Linked DNA regions of Homo sapiens: regions 1 and 3 are each linked to region 2. A link is a loop called in an ENCODE intact Hi-C map of the cell type or tissue named here. Cell type or tissue: IMR-90. All regions are shown on one strand.

Region 1 (2,500 bases), 140 kb after region 2:
ATATTCATTATGCAAGCTTAGCAGCCAGTACATACAAAATCGTTTTTAAAAAGAAACCTGTATTGATTCTTTCTTCATATGTAATAGATTCTTTCTTCAACAAACCTTCACAAGAATGAAGAAAAAAAATGAGTGCTTTCACAACTCTCTAAAATACATGGTTATAAGCTTATATTTAGATTTTTGCAAGTCTTAGGTTTCAAGAGAAAGTTCCTTGGGCTTTTCTTATTCTATGATATGTCTTTGATACTATTTGCTTGATGATTTTTATGATGAGGCTGAGAAAAATCAGAATGCTATAGACCTAAACCTAATTTGCTCTAGATTTTAGTTGATACACTTTAATGTTTTAGTCTTCTATGAACATGTAGCTCTTTCCATTGAAATTATTGACAAGATTTCAGAAAGCAATAAACAATATAAAACTTCCCTACCAACCTCAACATAATTTCAACATCATTCCCTTCCCTAATGACAATGTTAATGTAAACAGTAAACATCTAAAGCAGTATTAATTGTCAAATATACAAGAGTAAAAAAGAAGCCTAATTTAATTAACACTGTGATTGGGTAGATTCCTGTCGTCCTTCATTACCATTCCACTTATTAAATTTCATTCATAATTAAAAATTACATAATATATTCCAACTACATCATCTTGTTTTTAAATAAAAAATAACAGTTACTTTAGAGCAATTACTAATACCCATTGTTCTAATAAATGTCCATATTTTAAGATGTCTAGAAATGAGACATATAGACTACAAGCCTCATAAATCATATTATTACTTTAAAAGTAAAGGCAAACATAGTGAATGCAGGCAGCCCTTTGTATTCTACAGATCCCAGTGTGTTTTACGGATCTTCAACAAAGGATTTTGGCTCCTATACCGGAAATGAACACTGTTTAAAATGTTAAATTGAAGCTCATCAATTTCAAGGAGTCTTGACTAAAGCTTCTAGAAATCTAAACTTTAGCATTTTAAGGGCATAAATATTTAGATGTTCCTTCTTAAATTTTGCTGCATTTCCATAAGTTAAGGAAAAACAGAGGAAACAAGTTGGCAAGTGCCATCTTGTGGACTCTCTGGAAAATGTTTTCACTCTATTCATCAGTATAATTCCAAAAGCAAATCATTATAAATGTTCAATACAATATTCCCAATAATCAAACTGTTACTTTAATTTAAATTAAAAGGTTAATTTTCCAGGGTCCAAACATCCATAACTATAATAAACTGCAATTGTGGATTTGAGATTAGATTATTCTAAATCATGTGAAATATTTATAGCCAAACCGTCACACTGGATCCCTATATTATCTTCAGGAGTTATGCCACAGAGATATATTATGTAATGAAGCTTGAGAATCTGATATACCAAAGAAATTTAAAAAGCACCTACTCAGCAGAGAAGTTAGAATTACTCTCCTAATTTTATAATATAGCGAACACAGCTATAGAATACACCTTGCAAAAGAAAAGGGGGCCCTTTGTTTTTCATAAAATATAAACCAAAAAAGTTACCAAGAATTCTAAAATATAGTGGAACTAATGAATAGACACATCCATAGATCCACCATATGTGTATGCCTAATAACCAAAAGTTTACAGATTAAGAGTTAAGATACATAGTATGTAAAGACGAAAACAAACACAAGACTAATACGAAAGAAAACACCCCAGAGTCACAATGTCCATGATTCTCTTTAGACTTTAGAAATACAGCCGACCCTTAAACAACATGGGTTTGAACCACGTGGTTCTACTTATAAACAGATTTTCTTGTGCTTCTGTTACCCTTAAGACAGTAAGACCAACCAACCCCTCCTCTTCTTCAGTCTACTCAACATGAAGACAACAAAGATGAAGACATTTACAACGATCCACATATTTTCAATAAATATCTTTTCCTTATGATTTTTTGTTTGTTTGCTTGTTTTGAGACGGAGTCTCACTCTGTTGCCCAGGCTGGAGTGCAATGGCGCGATCTGGGCTCAGTGCAACCTCTGCCTCCTGGGTTCAAGCGATCCTCCTGCCTCAGCCTCCCGAGTAGCTGGGACTACAGGCGCCCACCACCACGCCCAGCTAATTTTTTGTATTTTTAGTAGAGACAGGGTTTCACTGTGTTAGCCAGGATGGCCTCCATCTCCTGACCTCATGGTCTGCCTGCCTTGGCCTCCCAAAGTGCTGGGATTACAGGCATGAGCCACCACGCCCAGCCGATTTTATTATTTTGTTAATAACATTTTTTCTCCAGCTTACTTTATTGTAAGAATACAGTATACAATACATATAACACAAAATATGCGTTAATCAATTGTTTATGTTATTGGTAAGGTTTCCAGTAACCAGTGGGTTATTAGTAAAGTTTTGGGGAAGTCAAATACGTGGATTTTTGACAGACTAGGCGGGGCAGGGGGCAGGGGATATCTGCCCTCCTAAGCATCATGTTCAAGGGTCAACTCTAGTATGGTTTTATTATTTCACATAGCAAGAAA
Region 2 (2,500 bases):
AGACTAGATCTACATACAGCTTGAATCAACACACATATCACCTTGAAAGAAAATTCAAGTACAGTTGATAAACCACATTAACACAATAATTAAAAACTACACATACGCATACATGGTGAAAGCAAATACTCAAAAAGTGAGGAGAAGCTGCTAGTGTCAGCAGCATCAACAGTCCCATGGTAGCCATCCTCCTTTCATCATGGTCAATTCATTAACAGGGGAGAAAAGACAGAAACTATGAGAAATGCAAACCATCTGCTCAATCCAGATGCAACAGCACATGCCTCTTATATCCAAAGCTTTTTACCAGAAACACAGATCTAATCCTCTCATAAAATCTCCAACAGAGGTATTCAGACACATTTGTATCACAAATAAAAACAATGCCAAAATCATCATTAACTGAGACCTTTTAAATATCAGTCAAGACTTTTACCAGTGAGTACACATTGATAAAACAATATTAGAACAGCATTAGAGAAAAACAGGGTTGGATTTCTATTAGCCTTATTCAGCTATTCCTCAAGTAAAATCAGGCTGAAAACATCTCACTCCTTAAATAGCAAGAACATTTTAGTCAAGTCATCCTAGTTTTAAAAAGACATAAGATATTCCTTTAATATTATATATTTCAAGTAATATGCATTTCTTAAAAGACTAAAAGCAAATATTCTTACCTTGAAATTGTGAATCTTTTCATATTTTGGAATTTGCTCGTTTTCTTTCAGAGTTGCTCTTCTAACAAGTGATGTCAACTGCGAATAAGCAAAGAGTTTCAGAGGTTGCCAGATTGTCACAGACGACTTTGGAGAACCCAGTTTCATTCCCAAGGCTGCTATCAATAAATCTTGCTGACGGCCCTCTTGTTTTGATTTGTGAACTGCAGCCCTATTAGTTTTCCTCCCTGACCAAGACTCTTTGGATGGCATTTTGGAATTCACAAGGAAAGAAAACCTATAGTGGTCTATGTCTGTCGATGATATCTATTCAGCTAACACATGAGCATTCTGCCAGGCAGCACAGAACCCTAACCTACAGAGAGCTGCAGAGAAACACCACGGAGAGGTGGAGGAGGAGGATGAAGCACTTCTTAAACAGAGGTCGACTAACCAGCAAATTCTTCTTTCTTCCTTTTTTTTTCTTAAAGGGATCTATATTCTAGCTTCTAAAAACTTGAGTCTGAACAGAAATAAAAAGAAAGAGTCGATGCTAACATACAAAACACTCAGCATCTCTCTTTATCATTTTTTAAAAGGCATGCAATTTTGACAAATGATACATTTCTAAAAGCTTTCTTCTCTATTCAAGATATTAATGTCCATTCTGAATGAAAGATGCCTACATACTGCCTGCAATCAGTTTCTAGCAACAGACACCCTATGAAGCCCCTAGCAGGGAAGGTGGGGGGAAGGGAGGGATTTCACAAGGAAGGCTGCATTAGATTGGCCACCGTAAGAAAGGAGATAACCAATGAAAATCAAGCAACAGTATTTAAGTACTGTATTCCTAAACTCACTCTGTCTCTGTTTCTCCCTCCTCTCATGTAAGTAAGTTTCTTGCTGGCTCAAGGCAAAAAAAAAAAAAAAAAAAAAAAAAAAATCAGTGGGAAGGTAATGAGAAATGAATGAGTCATGCATTATTGCAAAATGGAATTTTTTTAACCTATTAAAAGCAGAGGAAAATTAACATACATACAGCACTAGGTTTTAAAAATAATGCAGCACCACTGCCAGGTAAATTATGAAAGGCTAATCTGTATCCTTTGCTCATTATGGACTGAGGTTAGCTAACCAAAACCCAATTTTATTAAAGACAAGGAAAAACTGGTGAGTATTTTGATGAAAGATAAAAGAAGTTTAACTAGGTATCATACTATTTTCATGCAGAACAAGGAGCATGCACATCACATTGCTAACAGCTTGCAGTGGTCAGTTTTGTCTTTGTATTATGAGTAGTTTTGTTGTGGGCTACACTTACATAGAAGAAACCATTATTTTAATTCTCTAGTCTCAACATTTTTTTTATTCAGAGAGCTTGAGGCCAGGTCATAGTGGAAGCCAGTTGGGAATAATTCCTTATTTGCACAGATCTCAATTATAGTGTAACTACTTATAGGACCCATATACTTTTTGTTTGCTGGTGTAGAAACGGGGTGGCTAGGTGAGAGACTTAGCACAACTTGACTTAGGAGCAATACCTACATTTTTTCACTAAGGTGCTACAGGATGCTTACATTTCCCATTTTGGTTCCCTAAGTACGTCCTATCATCTGTTTCTCATGCTATAATAATTAAGTTAAACCAATTATGCCAATGTTACACTGTATTTAAAGCATCTAAAATTCTATGTATTTAAATGGATTCAGTATATTTGTAGTGTAAATACTTTAATCTCAGATTTCATAATCTACAGGAGGTATGTGCCCAGTGCATATTCTACTTTAATTAGGGCATGAAGTGGTTCTTAAGCTATGCTAGACATTAAAAATAACAAATGACTG
Region 3 (2,500 bases), 130 kb after region 2:
AAATACTTCAAGTGCAGTCCACAAGGGCCCGACAACTATCACTAGGCTAAACAATGAACAATAATAACCCTGAGGTATCTGGCTTCAAGCCCAGCTTCCAGGACAACAAGCTGGTATCCCTTATGGTCAGGTTCATTCACGATGCTATTAAAGTCTTCTCCTTGCTGCTACTGGTTTCCTTGTAGCTCAAGCTTGAGTATAACCTTCAATGAAATGTTTAGGATGTTCTCTGGTTCCCGTGTCCAAAAAGAGTTGTCATCTCACTCAAACCATCAAGTCCAAGAAATATCTTCTCTCTGACCCACGGCAGGGTGATATCCTGATGCTTCATCACTCCAATAAGCTTAGTGACAAGACAGGCACTTACTGTCTGCATCTCAAGAAGGAGTCCTGTAAGGTCAAGAACAGTAATCCCTAACCCAATTTCAAATTCCCCTAAGCTAAACATTCCTGCTAGAATATGCAGACAGACTTTCTAAAATCTTGGAATTTACACTTCCTGTAATATTTAGTCTATGAATCACTTTGTTGGGGATGATTAATAAATGAGTGATCTAGGATTGGGAAGAAAAAAAGAAGGTGAAGTGGGTGGCAGAGCAGTAGTCGTAGTTTGAGCTATGCAGCATTCAGACAATGGAAGTTGGAGCAAAGAAAGTAAAGTGAGATCTTGGAACTGTCCTCCTCACTCACTCTATTAGGAGGGAGGGAGGGTGGCCATAAAGTCAGGTTGATTCAGTGCCAAGGCTAAGCGTTATCACGTAAGGAATTATACTACATAACCTTATCAGAGAGAATGTTTAACAAATTCTGACTCAGCTATGCATAAGGAAGATCAGAAATAGAAAATATAACCCCTTAGTATGCATAATATCTGCATCCACAGAAAAAGTGAACTAATAAACATATTCTCCAAATTTTAAATGAGGGAGATCCTGAAAAGTTCCTAATATAATCACTGATATTCTCTTTTTCTAGTGTTCTATCCTCATTTTATATCAAATATAAAAAGAAAATTAAAGCTTTCATAGCTTTACTAGTGACCCAGGATCACCCTAACACTATTTTTGCCTTGAACTCTTCAGTTGTTCAACCACAAATTCTTCCACACTGGGTCATCACAGTAAAAGTCTAAGAGTTAGAAAGAGAATGCTGGATAACAATGATTATGCTCTCTGGTATCTTCCACAGTTGAATGGGCTACTGTGCAATCTGCATGCCTCCTTCCTACTATAACCCATGCTTCAACATATGATATGCAGAACTATCATGACAACATTTTGCCAGATCATGAAACAGAAAACATACATAATAAGCACAGTTATTCAGTGTTTTAGATGCCACAGAGCACTGTAAATCTTCCTGATGATATCAGTAGACCAACTCAGGCTGCTGGAAGCCCATTCACAAAACACGGTTTTTTCAGGAAGGGCAGAAACCTAGGCAGGAGGTGACAAAATATACTTCAAGGCCAGGGAAGCTAATGACTGAAAGTAAGTTCTGGGATATTTTCTATGCACAAGCAAAACAAGAGAAGACAAAGTGATGAAGAAGCAGCAGCAAAAGCAAGCAAAAGATGAAGGATGCCTGGGCACTTCACTTCTGGGTGCTCAGGAGGAAGAGAAGTTACACATTTTCAGCCAGGTTGATGTGAGTTTCAGGACTGACGATGTGGACCCACCCCACTTTGTGCTGCCAGCTTTGGCAGTGCAGGACAGCGGTGAGAAGTGTGGGCCCTGGAAGTCTGGAAACCTGTCTCTACCAGCACTTACTAATTGTGAGTCTGACCCAGGGCACGTCAATTGGACAAATGAATATTAGCTATTGTTATTGTTATTATTATTACCATCAAAAAACCTTTTACCTTTATTCCTGAAGTATCTGACATTAAGGAAATTTCCAGGGAAAGAAATATAGATGTAACTAGAAAGCTATATGAAGAAATATGTGAATTAAAGTACTACAAGGTATCTCTTATATGAACATATGTAAACAGAATACCTAGAGGTCTCAAGATATCATACTTTAAAGAATTTTCCAAAATGCCCTTATTTAGAAAATATTACTTCTTTTTTTCCCATTTCCACTTCAGGACTCAAAATACCGTGACAATGCCAAACATACTTCACATATGAAATGTTACAGTCCAATAGGTTTACTAAAATGGAAAGGTGGATAATCGGTTTGTTTTAAAATATTCAAATAGAGTCTTCTTTTAACTCCAGACTTGATGTGGATTTCTAATAAGCAATATTATTTGTTATTCAAAAAGCAGACTGAGTGATTTATGTCACGCAGCTGTGAACAAGCATTTTGTTGAAAATATCGTCTGCATGCTTTACTGCACTAACACTGTTGGAATGCCCGCAAGGATGCTGAATACTAGGAATTGAAAAGCAAAAGGTCATTGTCACTGGAAAATGAAAAAGTTATCTGATTCAAACCCACATCAAGCACAGACAAATGACAGCAATGAAAAAACATTTTCATGTGCTTTTACCAG

What was found. Hi-C counts contacts between places; a loop is a spot of excess contacts. Peaks named below come from ENCODE experiments on the same cell type or tissue, not always from the same donor. Only the 100,000 strongest peaks of a DNase experiment are listed, where the experiment ranks them.
Region 1: a loop joins it to region 2, with 7 times the contacts of the local background. A loop is called at or near these places in 3 of 110 quality-filtered maps.
Region 3: it touches region 2 in a loop (3-fold over the local background); 2 of 110 quality-filtered maps call a loop at or near these places.

Annotation. Positions count from the first base shown.
Region 1 is chr2:174,984,813-174,987,312 of GRCh38, forward strand. The region is part of intron 1 of CHN1 (chimerin 1); the gene reads right to left. Among named protein-coding and RNA genes, the nearest start is that of CHN1, 19 kb to the right of the region's middle. In IMR-90, a CTCF peak has its summit at 1,068 (motif pointing left); a DNase peak (open chromatin) is centred at 1,039; H3K27ac peaks cover 644 bases.
Region 2 is chr2:174,846,203-174,848,702 of GRCh38, forward strand. CHN1 (chimerin 1) reads right to left here. Exons shown (of 13, transcript NM_001822.7): 7 at 678-755. Among named protein-coding and RNA genes, the nearest start is that of CHRNA1, 83 kb to the left of the region's middle. In IMR-90, no CTCF peak of the experiment used is centred here; a DNase peak (open chromatin) is centred at 1,499; H3K4me3 peaks cover 1,469 bases; H3K27ac peaks cover 1,044 bases.
Region 3 is chr2:174,971,992-174,974,491 of GRCh38, forward strand. The region is part of intron 1 of CHN1 (chimerin 1); the gene reads right to left. Among named protein-coding and RNA genes, the nearest start is that of CHN1, 32 kb to the right of the region's middle. In IMR-90, no CTCF peak of the experiment used is centred here; DNase peaks (open chromatin) are centred at 660 and 1,150; H3K4me3 peaks cover 522 bases; H3K27ac peaks cover 1,000 bases.